Regions from separate parts of the Mus musculus genome. Here region 2 is linked to region 1. A link is a contact called in ENCODE Hi-C or POLR2A ChIA-PET data. All regions are on one chromosome and are shown on one strand. Each heading gives the region's core, a stretch centred on a gene start or an enhancer-like site at or near the end of the contact. The rest is flanking DNA. Distances are from core to core; before and after follow the strand shown. Region 1 holds the start of 2310047K21Rik (a long non-coding RNA gene). Region 2 holds the start of Prrg4 (proline rich Gla (G-carboxyglutamic acid) 4 (transmembrane)).

Region 1 (7,555 bases), core at 3,629-6,128:
GAGATTTTCCTAAGGAAAAAATTCATAGGGTGGGATTCAAATTAAGGAGAAAAGAATGTAGTTCTAACCAACGGTTTCTACTCTGAACACGCAAAGAATTCATTAACAATTTCAATGATAGAATATTACAGAGAAACCTTCTGAGATCAATTGTAGTGTTGGTTTACCAATTAGGCAAACGGCAGTTCACTTTCACCCACTCAGTATTTTAATCCTTTATATAACAAAACATAAAATTCATTTAGCTTTTCCCTCTTTTTTTTCTAAAGAAAAATGTCAAAAATACTGCTGAATATACTCCACACTGAACAAACCAATCTGAAATTTTTAGTACATATGAATTTTACAATATACTTACCATGAGTTTAGAAAAATTTGAATCCCACCATTCTAAATCTACCTAACCTAACAACCAACCTACTAACCACCCCCCACCACCTACATTCCCCAGCCAGAAGACTTAGAATCCATGCTTGAGCCAAAGCCCCCATTCAAACCACTGCCCGATCCTGCTTTTGATGCTGACCCCCAACCAAGGGGGGGGGGCACCAGAATTAGAACCACTATAGGAATTATTTCCAGAACCAAAAGCCTGATTTGGTTCCCTCTGCATGCTGCCCTGGCTTTGGTTATTCCCAGATGGGCCCAACTGATTCTGTTGGCTGGCTAACAATGCCCATCATACCCAACTGCTCTGCAACACTACCTGAGCCGCAGCCATCATCGCTGGGTTAATGCTAAAAGCACCAAAGTTCATCCCTCCACCCATATACCACCCTGGTTATTTCCCGAGCCAGCTCCACCCCCTCTACGGTTACCAATCCCACCCTGATTCCCAAAGCCACCTGGATGACCACCAAATCTTCCACTTCTTTCTGTCTATTGCTATTATGCTTAGGTTCAGCACTGGATATATGCACGCTGAGTCCTTTAATGATCAAATCCTCTCCACAAAGAGACTGGACAACCTTATCATCTGCAAAGGTAACGAAGGCAAAAGTTCTGAATGGTTTGGGAATGAAGACATCTACCACTTCTCCATACTGCAGAAGAGCTTCAGCAGTCATGTCCTCTGTACAACCTCCAACAAACACCTTTCTGCTTCTCAAAGGCTCATCTGGGCTTTGCTTAGAGTTCGGAAGTTTACAGTCACACCGTCGCCCATCTATCATATGTCGTTGTGACATTACTTCCACTTGGGTTTCATATTCTGTAAATCGAACAAAGTCAAACCCTTCTGAGTGGCAAGTTTTAAGATCTTTCTTGACCCGAACCATAAGAACCTCTCCGAAAGTACTGAAATAGTCTTTCAGAACCTGTTCTGTTGTTTTCCAGGGAGACCCAATACTATGAGATCAGACATTTTCTGGACTGCTCTTTTCACTTTCACTGCAGAGGAAGCATCCGTCTCATCTATTTTCCTTTTGTTATCTTTGGGATAGTTGACAACATATACCAGATTGCCCCAGCCAGCATCTGGGGCATGCAGAATTCCTTCCACCAGTTGGACACCTCTCATACACTGAGACACTGGATTCCAGTAGCACAGGCCACATGCCCCTGGAAACTGGGCTGTAACTGTGGACAGCAACACTGTCCCATCGTCTTCTGATGGTATTTCATCTACTTTTAACCTGAACATATTCAGACATCTTTGCTTAAATCTCCACTAGGCCACTGCTAGGAAGCGCAAGGAGGAAGGAATCCGACAACAACCATAGATGCCATTTTTAATCAATCAACTCTAAATTCTGCATTTCCTCCCAACTTCCATCCCTGTATAACAAAGCCATTTTGGTCTCTTGGCCCAGGTCCTCTCCTGCTCTCCCTCCCTCCTTTCCTCTCCTGATCTGGGTAGTCTACTGGGCATGCTCAGCCTTGATTCTTCCCTCTTCTTGCTCTCTCCCTTTATATCTAAGTCTTTAAGGAGTAGGTGTTTCATAGGCAAGAAAAGAAAGGGGAGGAGGGGATTTAAAAAAATCTACTTTTGGGGCTGGAGAGATGGCTCAGTGGTTAAGAGCACTGACTGCACTTCCGAGGATCCTGAGTTCAAATTCCAGCAACCACATGGTGGCTCACAACCATCCGGAATGAGATCTGATGCCCTCTTCTGGGGTATCTGAAGGCAGCTACAGCGTACTTACATATAATAAATAAATAAATCTAAAATCTACTTTTCAAGGCTAGGAAGGTTAAGAGCACTGGATACTCTTCCAGAAGACTTGGGTTCTATTCCCAGCACCCACATAGCAGCTCAAAACTGCTTATAACTCTAATTCCAGGCAGTCAGATGCCCTCTTCTGGCCTCTCCTGACACCTGCATATACATGGTACCCTGACATGCAGGCAAAACATCCATGCAAGTAAAATAATAAAATAAAAGCCTTATTTTTTTTATTATTTACTTTTGGTTTTTCAAGACAAGGTTTCTCTGTGTAACAGCCCCTGGTTATCCTGAAACTAGCTTTGTAGACCAAGCTGGTCTTGAACTCACAGAGATCTGCTTGCTGGGGTTAAAGGCAAATACCACCACACTCAGACCCAAAAAGCAAATTAAAAAAAAAAACAAAAACCCTCTATTTTGTCATATTTATTTTTAATTATTTTGAAGTGCTGGGGATTCAACCCAGGGCATATGTTAGGTGAGAGTTTTCTCTGAGAGCTACATCATCACCACCACACACACAACTGGATTTCTTATTTAAAAACAAGAAAAGCAACGCTCATTCTAAACTTTTGATCCGGGAACAGGCTTGAACCGGCTTGGTTAGGCTTGAGTTGAAACAGACATGCAAAGCTTGCAGTGGTGGGGCACCTTGAAACAGACATGCAAAGCTTGCAGTGGTGGGGCACCTTGAAACAGACATGCAAAGCTTGCAGTGGTGGGGCACCTTGAAACAGACATGCAAAGCTTGCAGTGGTGGGGCACCCTTCTTAAGATCATTCATTCATTCAGGATGAGTTTAAAAGTCAAGGATACATGGCTTTACAACTTTAAAATATTTGCTTACCTGTATCAGAGTTCCACACTGTGCCCTATAAACATGTATACATATATAAAGTTATTTAGTAATGATATTCATAAGAACCTAACAGTTGAGAAAATACTCGTATTGTTTTTGGGTTAAACAAAACTTTATTCAGGAAGATATATGGAAATAAGAATATTATTTCAAATTACTACAATTTTTCCTTAATGTCTTTTCTCTGATTTCTGTGGTATAAACAAACTGCATACTGTTGTAAAGACTATAAAGGTTTTACTGCCACTTGTTTGGATTTAATCTGTAAACTCACCCTTCAATACTGGTTGTATCTCCAACTAAATTCTATAAAACATTTACAGCATACCACTCCGTTTCCCACACGTTCCACAGAGACAAAAATTTAGTGCTCACAAAAGTACTTATAAATATATTAGCTAGTTGTGAAGACTTGCTTCATTTAGACTCCAGATCACCAGTCTGCTGGAAGTAAATGTTGTAGAGGGAGGAGGATATTTGCCGTACTTCTCAGCTGGATCTGAGATTTGGCAAATTCCTTCCTCAAGGAAAACCACTTTCCAAAGATATCCTAGGTAAATGCTTAATGAGATTAACATAAAACTGGAAAGGTCTACTGCGTCCACACCTTCGAATTCATTTGTAAATTACCACTACTTTCTTTTCTTCCCCACCGGGGGACCAGGCTGCAAGAGTCACAGGTGCAGAAGGTTTTTCACTAAAAACAGCATAGAAACAAAAGAATGAAGGCGCCAGGAGGAAAACATAGTCTCAGAACAAAATCAGTCTCGGAGGGGATGGCAGATCTAATGGCAGGTATTACAGAAGTTTAGATAGTCACCAGAGATAGAGAGTATCAGCTCTATTAGGTCTTCCGTTACGCCTGTCTGATTGGCTTAAACCTTTGTGCTAGTCTTTATCTTGAGAGATCTCTTTGCTAAGCACGTGATAGGTGTTAAGCCAATATTGATTTTTTTTAAAAGGAGAGATAGTCATTAAATCTAAGCTTCACGGTTAGTTTTAACTTTCAACTTATGGATCACAAGCCAAACGATTCATATGATCCCTGAATTTCATTACTCATAAGGAGAAACAGTTCGGGTAGGCACGACCTCAAAGTCATCAAATTACTCACACCACACAGCTTAGAAGTCCGATAAGGCAATGTTTGGGTAGAGTCTTGCAGAGATTAAACATCTTGAGCAGAGAGCCCCAACAAAGTGCATAGTGAGTTCGAATGTATTGTAATTAAAGTCATCCAGATGGTAGTTGGACTAATCAATGATGAGGCGGTATTTATCTTGGGATAGAAGATTCTGAACTCCAGAGTAAGAAAATCCCCAAGGTGGGGGGTGGGGACAGTTAATAAGTGCCCCTGGGAAAGGCCCATTCAGCTAGGGCTGCAAAATTCGTTTGAATTTGAATCAATTTGAATAGAAATCTCCCCCAGGAAGCAGGAACCAGATCCTCTAAGCCCAGCAAACTTTGGGCAGGAAGCGAGTACTGCAAAGCAACAGTCCCTTGTCTGTGGTTTGGGGCGCAGAGAAAGAAATCACAAGCGGGAATCGAGTGTTTGAGTTCCTTCAAAGAACCCGGGAGCGCAGAGTAACGAACTCCAGGCACAGTGCTGGCAAGCCCTCTCCTGTCCGCACCCATGCGGGTGCTCCGGCGCGTAGGCCTTCTCTTCACCGCTAGGGCGTCCACGGAGCAGCCCTCGTCCGGCCCGGCTCCCGAATCCGCAGCCAGCAGCGCGGGGCGCCGAGGGGGGCGGGGCGACGAGCGGGCGGAGGGCGCGGGAGGTGCATCCTGGGAAATCCAACAACATGGGGCGCCCGGGCTGCGGGCGCTGTGGCCGCCTCGCGTCCCGGCCGCAGGCGCCGCCGCTCTCCTGACGTCCGAGCCGAGGCCCGCCCGCCGCAGCCCGGTTCCCCCGCCCAGGCGCCCCCGCCCCCCGGCCGCGCCATGTGAGGGGCAGCTCCCGCCACCGCCTCTTCCTCCCCGCGCCTCCCGCCCGCCCCCGCCGCCTCAGCCCCCGCCATGGACGCGCACTACGCGCCCGCGGGCTTCGCTGAGCCTCCCGCGCCCCCCGCCAGCGCCGCCACGCAGCCCGCTGCCCCCGCCTGGGCCTACGAAGCCCGGGTCCCGGCCGCCGCCTCCAGCCCCAGCTGCAGCGGCAGCAGTCCCAGCCTCAAGGCCAGGTAGAGAGGGTGGGCGCGGGGTCTCACTGGGCCAGGAAAGGCCGCGGATGCGCCGGGGCCTGTGCCCGCCCCTCTCGGGGGCCCAGGCCGGGTGGGGAGCCTTCGAGGCGCCCTTCTTTGCTCCCGGGAGAGGCGGTGGACAACTCCTGGCGGGTGGTCCCGGCTGGGAGGGGGCGCATGGTGCAGGATTCGCTCCTGGGGCGGGTCGGGGCGTGGGGCAGAAAGGGAAGGTTGGGTGGGATGGAGGGGCGCAGTCACCTCTCGGTGCTGGACTCCCACATGGTAAAGTTTAAGCTCCGGGCTGACCTCGGTATCTGGGGAACCGGGACTGACTCCGCGGGGAGGCCTAAAGGGGCGCCGCGGAGTCCTGGGCAGTGACATTCCATTGTATTGGAATCTGGGTGGCCGACAATGTGGTGTTGGGGGCTTCGGCAGTGTGAAGGTGAGGGCGGTGGCAGGGCATGACGAGGAGCGGGGCCGTGTCGCTGACACTGGGGGTCCTGGGATGACTGGGCTGCAAGAGAACCCCCAGGGCGGGACACGAATGCAAAGCAGGGGCTGGGTGACATATGTTTATAGTGATGTAGTGTTCCACGCGTTCAAAGTTGCTTTTGGGTTTCCTCTGCTTTTAACAACGGCAGGAAGTCAAGATTCCCTCTTGGCTTTCAGTGTCTGGGGGTGACTGAGTTTTGGGAAGCGTTGAGGGCTGGTGGTCAAAGAAGGCTCTAGAGGTCGAAGACCCAAAGCATGCTTCTCCGTCTCCACTTCATTGTATAGTGCGGCTCTCCAGCATGGGCAGTAGACCCCAAAATGGGGACTCCTGTTTGCTATTTAAGCTCGCGAGAAATGTGTAGCAGTACTACACTTTGAAATGGTCACATTCGAATGATAACTGGAAGGCGTGGTCTGGCTTTGGGAGCGGGGTACTTTTTAAAAACCGCCTCCCCTAAACAATACTCGATCTAGTAGGTATAGCTTCTGACCCAAGAACAGGGAAATCCTGGCTGGTAATGACTTCATCCTCAGCTACCAACAGGAAGCCTTGTACCTATGTGATCTCACCAGGTTTCTAAACGATTTAAACGACACGAGTGAACTTTTTATTTCACTTTACACATTCTAATTACCTTTGTTTTTATGAAAGTGCCGCATTCATGATTTAGAATAGATGTGTAAAGAATTAACTAGTCTTTGTCTTAGATAGTCTCGGAGTTATTATGAAAGAAAGAAAAATAATAATGCTTCAATAAAAGAGTAATTATAAACCTCAGAAAAATCTTTTGTTTAAAAAGAGCCCGGATTTTTAAAAAGAAAGTGATTTTTCCAGTTTCGAGCTAACTGGAGACGCTGAGGTCTTACAGAAATAGCTATAGTGTCGTGTTATTGTAAATAAAACATTTTGAAGAATTTTTAGGAAGAATATTAGACCCTTCCTTGGTTATTTTTGGTGGTAGTTTATCATTTTACAGAGAACAGTTACATTATCTATATGACTTACAATTTTTTCTCTCCAGAGATCAGCAATGATGGGTAATGCGTAGCATTTCTTATATCTCAAATATTTTTTCTTTTTGGTAAATAACACTGAAATCCTGCCTAGTTATTGTCTGTTATTTGTTTGAGCAGAATACCTCTGAGGCAAAAAGCAAAAGCTGACTGGCCATATTTTCCAAATGTTATCAGTCTAACTCTGAATAACTACCTAAGCATGTTTGAAAACAAGTTTAAAAGATTTTTGTTATTGTTTTGGATGTTGCTGGTCCTTAGATCCACTCCCTAACCCCTTGCTTTAAAACATTTTGGAGGGGTGTGGTCAGCTAAATTATAGCGTAGATAATGCAGGCTTTTCCCCTCCCCCATAAAACCTGCTTTGTTAACATGTTGTGTTAGGATTAGGCCATCTGTACAGGGCTGCTCACACTTCTTAATTGTGCATTACTTTTCTTCAAGCCAGGCAAATGTCCTCTGATTTCAGTTATATCCAAAGTACTATAGCCGGACTGTGCCTTCAGAGTCCTTAAAGATTGGGCATTTCAAAAGCTTAATCATATTTTTACAACATTTAGAAAAGCTGTTTCGTAATTCATGTATCAGTTGAATGTTTTTGTTTCCCTTTTGTGGCAGTTTCTTTGGAAGGTACAAATGAACACTAGCTGTGATGATGTAATACAGATATTTATCCATAAAGAATTAGCCTGTCTGCCACCTTGTTTCCTGTAACTTACTCAGAAACGGACAGATGGTCATGGCATTCACCTGTTACTGACATGGGATCTAACGTTCTACTTTATGTCTTTGCTTGCTCCTAAAATGCATTTTCATCACTTAACAGGAGGTGCCAAGGAAATCATGAGT
Region 2 (7,555 bases), core at 1,922-4,421, 33 kb before region 1:
AAAGGAAATAGATGACATTTTTCAGGATCCTTGATTTTTATTGAAATATTTTGCTACTTATATGATGGAATTAAATCTAAACTCCATCAAAAGTTTCCCACCAGGGCTCCCGGCAAACATATAAAACCAGTCTTTAACCCCTATGCAATAACTCCGAGAAATACCTTCGCACGGATACACAATTAACATTGAGGAGTAGGAGTCATTTCTTCTCTGCTTACTGATTTTACTGGGATAAATTAAAACAGCAGCCAGTTGCTGTTGAAATGTCAAGGCTAAATGTCACCAAGATGTAAGTTCAGCTCCTCTCCTATTCCAGAACTACAGTCAGCCTTACACGGAAGAGCTTCGTGACCACCACCCAAACACTTCCGTCACAGCCCTTGAGTCCATCCCCAAGCCCACACAGGAGCCAGTTCCCATTTCATTCTTGAATTCACATAGGTAAGTGGGTGGGTGTGTATGTGCTCAAACCCAGAGATGCGTTGACACATCATCCAAGTCCATTAATCTCATTGCTCTATTTTGCCCTTTTTTTCTTATTACCTTTGAAATTAAACAATCCTTTACCCATTGCCCTTCATTGCTTAATAATTCAGAGACAGGACTGGAAAGACTCAGGAACCTGGCTCCTTATGCGTTCACTTTGCCGTGCTTCAATGTCCTTCTGCGTGAAATGAGAATTAGAGCACCTGGTCCAGCTCTACTGATGGCAGAGAAATGCTTTCTGGAAGAGAACTTAAAATACTTTAGGACAAATAAAAGTGTAAGGATGTTGTGATTATAAAAAATAATAATAAAATAAGAAATCAAATGCAGAAGAAAATAAGTAAATAACAGAACAAATCAAGAGTCTGCTACTAACTCTCTCCTTCTCTCTTCCCCTCCCTGCCCCCCCCCCCAACCCCAGAACATCTTTCAGTTCCATAGTGGTCATGTATGTGTCCTGCCAAGTGCTATACCATTTTAGGGCCCATATCAAAAGGGAATGTGTAGCTTGTAAGCCACCGCTGAGAAACAATCTTGTCTTTTCTGACTCCCCTCACCTCACCGCCAGTCTATAAATGCTCATATTTGATGTGAACACAAAGCCTCCTTTGTTTCCGCCCAAATTTCCAGCGATGTGAGTAGGCTCATTCTACCAAGGAATGCTATCAGATTCCCATCTGCTGACTTCACTGCAGGGAGCTTCTCTCACTATGTGCCTCTCCCTAAAACAGTGTGAAGCTGACAGCAAGCACAAGACTTTCTTTCCACAGCTCAAGCCAGACAGAAGCCCAGCACTATGGAAGAAGCAATTAGCGTTTGTCAGCTTCCTTTAAAGACTCCTGTGACTCCTCATAGGGCAGGAAAAAGCCCGACTCTCAGGTGTTGGACAATGAAAACTGGATTAGATTGGGGAGAGGGGCTCAAAGTTAGGTAGGGAGGGAGGTGAGGATAGGTATGGGAGGAATTGGGAAGGAGAGGTGAATATGATCAAAATACATAGTATGAAATTCTCAAAGAATTAATAAAATGCTATTTTTAAAAATAGTGTGGCTGGGTGGTATTGGTGCATGTCTTTAACCCCAGCACTTTGGAGGCAGAGGCAGGCAGATCTCTGAGTTAGAGGCCAGCCTGGTCTGCATAATGAACAGCCAGGGCTAACAGAGAAACCCTATCTTGAACACACACACACACACACACACACACACACACACACACACACTAAATAAAAGTGAGAAGCATTTCTACTTAACAATAAATAGCTGCCACCTAACAAAATGTACTGAATATAATAACCAGGAGAGGCTTTTTCTGCGTACTGGAAAGGAAGTAACGAAATCTGCCCTTGCCCTAGTAGAACTTGACAGTCTACATTGTTAGATACAGATCTCAGAAAGACTCAGTTCTCCCAAAAGCAAAATGGTGTTTATCCCTCTCTTCCCAGGGCTTCCAGCCACAGGTTGTCTAAATGAGGGAGCAGGAGAATGGGTCTCCTGAGAGATACTTCCGATTCCTGTGCTCAACCATAAGGTATTTCTAGCTTCTCCACAGTCTGATCTCCACTGCTTAAGTAAGGTGAAAGAGCAGACTCCATTTTCCAGACCGCTTAAGCCTCTAGGGCGTGGGGCATGGATAGTGTTTGGAAGGAAACAAAAACAACGTCTGCAAAACATATGGAAATTCTTACTTGAATCCATTAATCAGAATAAAATAGATAATAGCCTTTCAGGGAAGAAAACAAATTTGGTGAAAAGTGAATTAACTGGAGACTAGAAAGGAGTGGGAATGCCATTTCACTGTGCTCTGTTTCAACTGTATGAAGTTCCAGGCTACTCTGGCCAAAGAGCAAAATTTAAATAGCGTTCCCAAGAGTAACAGCGCATGCTGTTTGGACATGAAGAGTGTGGTGAGACACTGTTCTCCTATCTTCTCACACCTCGAGCTCTGGGCCTCTTGAATTATTTTTAATTATATCTCTCACACAACATTTTTAAATAGAGAAATTTTCAAAATTTAACTTCATCTCATGACAATTAAGGGTGCTTATGCTCTTGCTGTTTCAAAAAAAAAAAAAGAAAAAAGAAAAAAACTCAACGAAAAGTTCAAGATCTAAGATTATTTGTTCAAGAAGGATGAACTTTTTAGCTGTCTGGGTATATGGGTAGCTACGGCCAAAGATATCTAATAAAAGCAGAAATATTCTGAGAACAAACACAATTTGTCACATTTTGTTTAAATTTACATACCGACACTAACCTAGTAGTATGGAAGATATTAAGCATCACAAGTATTCATCCACTGGAGGCTTATTAGTTAGCAGAGTGATGATATCATCACATGTCAAACAGCTTCTGGAAATTTCCACTGTAAACCCAAGGAGGGAAAGAATGAAAGTAAAAGAGGTGAAACCTTGCATTGTTGTCGTGGAAACAATTTTGACTCGGGGACATATTTGAAAGTATTTTTGTAGACAACCCAGACCTGGTGAAATACATCTGAGAACTTTGTAATTGCTATTAATTGATTTTTGGTCATGTGACAATGCAAATCACTAACAAAGTATATTTTCTCGGATGAATGCTATGTTCTCATCCCTGGACCACCCTGCGAGAACAGCTGACCGAAGGTAACCTCGGGAGGGCGCTCTGATAGGCCGCCAAAGTGTGAGCGTCCGGGTCTCAGTCGAGAAGGGCTGGGGACCGAGAGCGGGAGGTGGAGCGCTGCCAGGTGACCTCCTCGTCCGGTAGCGGTGGGAGTGGCTCCAGCACACAAGCTGGGCCCCGTGCGGCGCACGTTCCCCGAGCGCCCCTGCGCGGATCCTGGGCGCCTCTTTTGCGTCCTGGTGTCGCCTTGGAGCCGCGAAGAGCTAGGCTCCGACTGTCGCCGAGATCCAGAGGCGTCCGCGACTCAGGGCCAGGCCACCTCTCGGGCCAAGCGGATAACTCGGTTCCCGCCCAGGGGCTGCTGGAACATGCGCCCGGGGACACAGGTGCGGCGACCAGCGGCGAGGCGGGGCGGGGAGGAGTGGGAGAGTCATCCAGAGACGATGTCTCGACAGTGGCATTCCAGCACCTAGCTGCCTGTCAGCGTGGGCGAGAGTCGCGTCTGCCTGGGCCAGTGTCCGAACTCTCCTCCGCAGCTTCCCGGGAGTACCTTTTGTTCCCAGGCGCTCCGGAGGTGCCACCTGCCCGGAGCGCCTTGGGTCCCATAGATTAAGAGCGACCCGTGGGGTGCAACAGGTCGTTGTTGACTCAGTTCCGACTAAAACCCAACAGGCTGAGACTTGGCCTGCTTCTTTTCTTTTCTTTTAATGTCGTTGTCACTTTTGTTTTAGTTTGTTTGACAGTTGCTAGACTATGTTTCCACTTCTGATCGTACTCAGCCAGCTGCCCAGACTTACCCTCGCAGTTCCTCATTGTATCAGAAGCCTAAAGGATTCCGAACATGCCCCAGAAGAAGGTAAGCAAGCATGGCTGCCGATTGGGGGAAAACACTTCTGAAACCAGTTGCGGTCTACTGTGTAGATCTCAAGCCAAAGTGTGGTAGGGGGAATTACACGCCCCCGTGAACCACAGTGCAACAGCATATCCTATGTTTTAATTTGTGGCTTTCTTGTTTAGAGTTGTGGGTTTTTAACTATAATATGTACAAACGTATCTCCCTTAGTAAACAGATGTTTAACACCTGGTTTGTGGTTGACTAAATTGAAAGCCTTTTTCGAAGTCCGAAAGTCAGTGAGTTGTCGTTTCCTAGATGAAGCTGTGTGTTAGTTATAAAGAGGAAGGCTGCTTCTTGGAAGACTGACAGGGAGGCCAGACTCTTGTCAGGACTTGTTTGTGCACCGCTGGGAGTCCCCATATAGACAAGTGCTCTACCGCTGAGCCACATCCTGTCCCCTAGTCTGGATTTGTGAGATCCAGAGCAAGGGCTGGAAGGTAGGATGACCCTTCTGGTCATTGTTCCAAACGTTGTGTAGATAAAGGCAGATGCTTGAGAGATTAAGTGTAGTTTGCTGGCCCAGGATTTTCGGTTACAGGTCACAAATTGGTTCCTGCTTCCATTTAAAAAGCCTAACCTGGCAAAATCTGAAGTGAGAAGGAAAAAAAGAAAAAGAAAAAAAAAAGCCCTAGCTCTCCGCTTCCTTCCCCCTACTTAGTCACTGGCTTTTGCCACAAGCACCAGCACCTTGGGGTTACTCAACTCACACATTCCTGTCCTTTATTATCCCTTATCCCCTTTATCAGATCCAGTTCTCAGTAGGATCTGCCATTAATACTCCTGACAGACATTTTAATGATTGATGAAGTGTGCTCCCTCACTCCGTGTGTGTGTGTGTGTGTGTGTGTGTGTGTGTGTGTGTGTGTGTGTGTGTCTGTTAGGAAAGGGCAATACTTCGGCCTAAAGGAATCACATTCTAACGGTAAAGTTCTAGGCAATTTGAAGAGGCAAATTTGAAACATGAGAGAGGTTGTTAGAATAAAAGGGGTCCTTGTGTTTCCCCGAGCCCCCCATTATCCCTAAGTCTACCTGTAGTAATGGTCCATGCTCAGGTAAGACACAGAGACTGTTCTCTGGGATGGTTGTGAGTGCATTCATTTATACACATGTCAGGCACTGGAGTTACTGTCACAAACATAAAATAATCCAGAAGTCAGAGCCAAGTGCAGAGGGCTACAGTTGGTTGCAGGAAATGAAAATGAGTCAGGAGTCATATATAAGCACACTTTGTGTGTCAGGCCCTCTGCTGGCCGCTAGAGATGGAGAAAGGACTGTCATTCTTGACTTAGGAAGAGCTTTCTTCTGAGCCAAGAACATGAAGCCCTTCATTCTAATTCCATTTTTCTTTCTTTCTTTTTTTTTTTTTTCCATTTTCTATTAGGTATTTAGCTCATTTACATTTTTTCATTAAAAAAGTATTTAACAATGCAAATGATAGATGCTGTGCTAGATTAACCTTAGAATGAGGATATTTTTTGTTTGTTTTGCTTTGTTTTTATTAGATATTTTCTTTATTTAAGAAATGCAAGCCAGGCAATGGTGGCGCATGTTTTTAATCCCAGCACCTGGGAGGCAGAGGCAGGTGGATTTCTGAGTTCCAGGCCAGCCTGGTCTACAGAGTGAGTTCCAGGATAGCCAGGGCTACACAGAGAAATCCTGTCTCAAAAAACAAACAAACAAACAAACAAACAAGTGCAAGTCCCTGATCTAATTACACAATCAAAGCTTAGTGACAGAAGTGAGACGGGAAGGGAGGCCCCTGAAGCACACAGGAAGAGTAAGCAGCAGCTGCTCACGCTGGGAGAGCCTTGTGAGACACAGGCACAGGCAGAGCTTCCCATCTGCACATGAGACAGTCTCATGGGAATGCTAGAGGCACACTACCCCTCCCCTTATCTTCAGTCGGTGTGTTCCAGCCACCACACCACTCTCACCCCTACCCCTGACCTCCCAGCCCCCACCCCTCCACCCCCACAGATCCCTGAGACCTCAGATAGTACTAAAACCTGTGGATAAACCTGACATACCATCAGACATGGTCTGTTCAAAATGGCTAACAGGCAGGGAGTGGATGCTGTGACAGAACTAAATGGAAGGGCAGGAGCATATTACTCAGGATGCTGTGTGATTCTTCCATTCTATATGTTTAGGCATTGGCTGGCCTAGGGTAACTGAAACTATACAAAGTGAGATTGTAAATCTGGAAGTGATTATTACTGAAACTGAGGGTGGGGAAGGGAGCCCCCAGAGAGGTCTGCTAAAACTCTTAGGACGCTGTTGAAACAGAAGGATCTCATTTAGGAAACAGAAGAGAAGGATGGAATATCTTAGTAGTGCTTTTGTAACAATGGGCTGCATGGACAGGCAACCTCTTAGGAGCATTCAGTACAAGAGAAACACAGGCTCAAAAGTCATGCACACCCCCCACCCCCCACCCCCCACCCCTGCTACACACACAGTGGTCAAAAGGAAGGAAGAAGGTAGCAGCCCTCACTGGGAGCCCTGGGCACTCCAGGGAAGTTTGCTGCTTAACAAACAGAAGCAAACTTGACAGCGTTTCTCCTGAGAGCATGAGGCAAGCAGGGGAAAACGGAGCTGGCCTTGAAGGTTATATATAAGGTTAGCTTGAATGTTGTTATAACAGAAAAACTGTCACTAGGACCGGGCCTGAGGCTCCATGAAAGAGTGCTGGCCCAGCACATGTGATGCCCTGGCTTCCAGCTCCAGCACTGCCAGGAAAGAAGAGTAGGACATTAACACTCTGGAATAATGATAATAATAATAATAATAACAATAATAATAATAATAATAATAATCACAGAAATCATATTGCTGTCCCCCTTCCTCGTTTTTTGCTATCAACTTTGCTGTGTAGCCCAGGCTGACTTCCAGGTCAAGGTCCTCCTGCCTCACCTTCTCAAACGTTCCGCCTCATTATAGTTCTAACTAGAAGAGATCCCACAAAGTACTGTGGGCATTTATCTGGAGGGTGGGATGAATGGATGTGAATTAATCTCCTAATTAGCATATGATTTTATAAATTTAGGAGTATAGAATTCTGTCTTTTAGTATAAGCTTGTATAAAACCCTCAACCTATAAATGTTAATTTGGGGCTGGGGAGACAGCTGAATGGGTAAGAGCTCTTGTTATGTAACCCTGACAACTTCCACCTTGATCTACATCACTCATGAAAAAGCCACAGATTCATGTACCTGTAGCCCCAGTACAGGTAGAGTCTGGGAGTTTGCTGACCAGGCAGAATAACCAGTGTTACAAGTTTCAGGTTCAGTGAGAGACTCTCCCTCAGAGAGTAAGAGATGGAGAGAGATGGAACAGGACACCTAACATTCTCTTCTGGCCTCCAGATGGGTAGGAGCACCAACACATGAGCACACATATCTCACATACAAATACACACATGTGCACACATAAACATACATTACAAACACACACACACACACACACTCAAACACACATGCACCAAAAAAGCATAGTAACTTATTAGTAATAGGCCCTCAGTTGGATCCTATAAAGAAAAAAGGTGGGAAGGAAAATTATTAGGGAACTAAC

Evidence for each region. A loop is a pair of places that touch in the nucleus more often than their neighbours do. ChIA-PET counts read pairs that join two places held with the same protein, here RNA polymerase II (POLR2A).
Region 2: a map of heart shows a loop between it and region 1 (3-fold over the local background). The contact joins the promoter of Prrg4 here to the promoter of 2310047K21Rik in region 1. A Hi-C loop is called at or near these places in 1 of 37 maps with a recorded cell type or tissue (heart). POLR2A ChIA-PET finds 5 or more read pairs at or near these places in 5 of 5 experiments (Patski and embryonic stem cell).

The regions. Positions count from the first base shown.
Region 1 is chr2:104,814,245-104,821,799 of GRCm38, reverse strand. It overlaps 2310047K21Rik (a long non-coding RNA gene), which reads right to left and starts at 4,878. Exons shown (of 3, transcript XR_003953885.1): 1 at 3,298-4,878. Qser1 (glutamine and serine rich 1) reads left to right here and starts at 5,104. Exons shown (of 12, transcript NM_001123327.2): 1 at 5,104-5,200. It overlaps Gm39898 (a long non-coding RNA gene), which reads right to left and starts at 2,969. Exons shown (of 2, transcript XR_866613.1): 1 at 2,930-2,969; 2 at 2,594-2,891. It also overlaps the pseudogene Gm13886.
Region 2 is chr2:104,845,466-104,853,020 of GRCm38, reverse strand. It overlaps Prrg4 (proline rich Gla (G-carboxyglutamic acid) 4 (transmembrane)), which reads left to right and starts at 3,171. Exons shown (of 6, transcript NM_178695.5): 1 at 3,171-3,475; 2 at 3,821-3,945. The coding sequence starts at 3,843.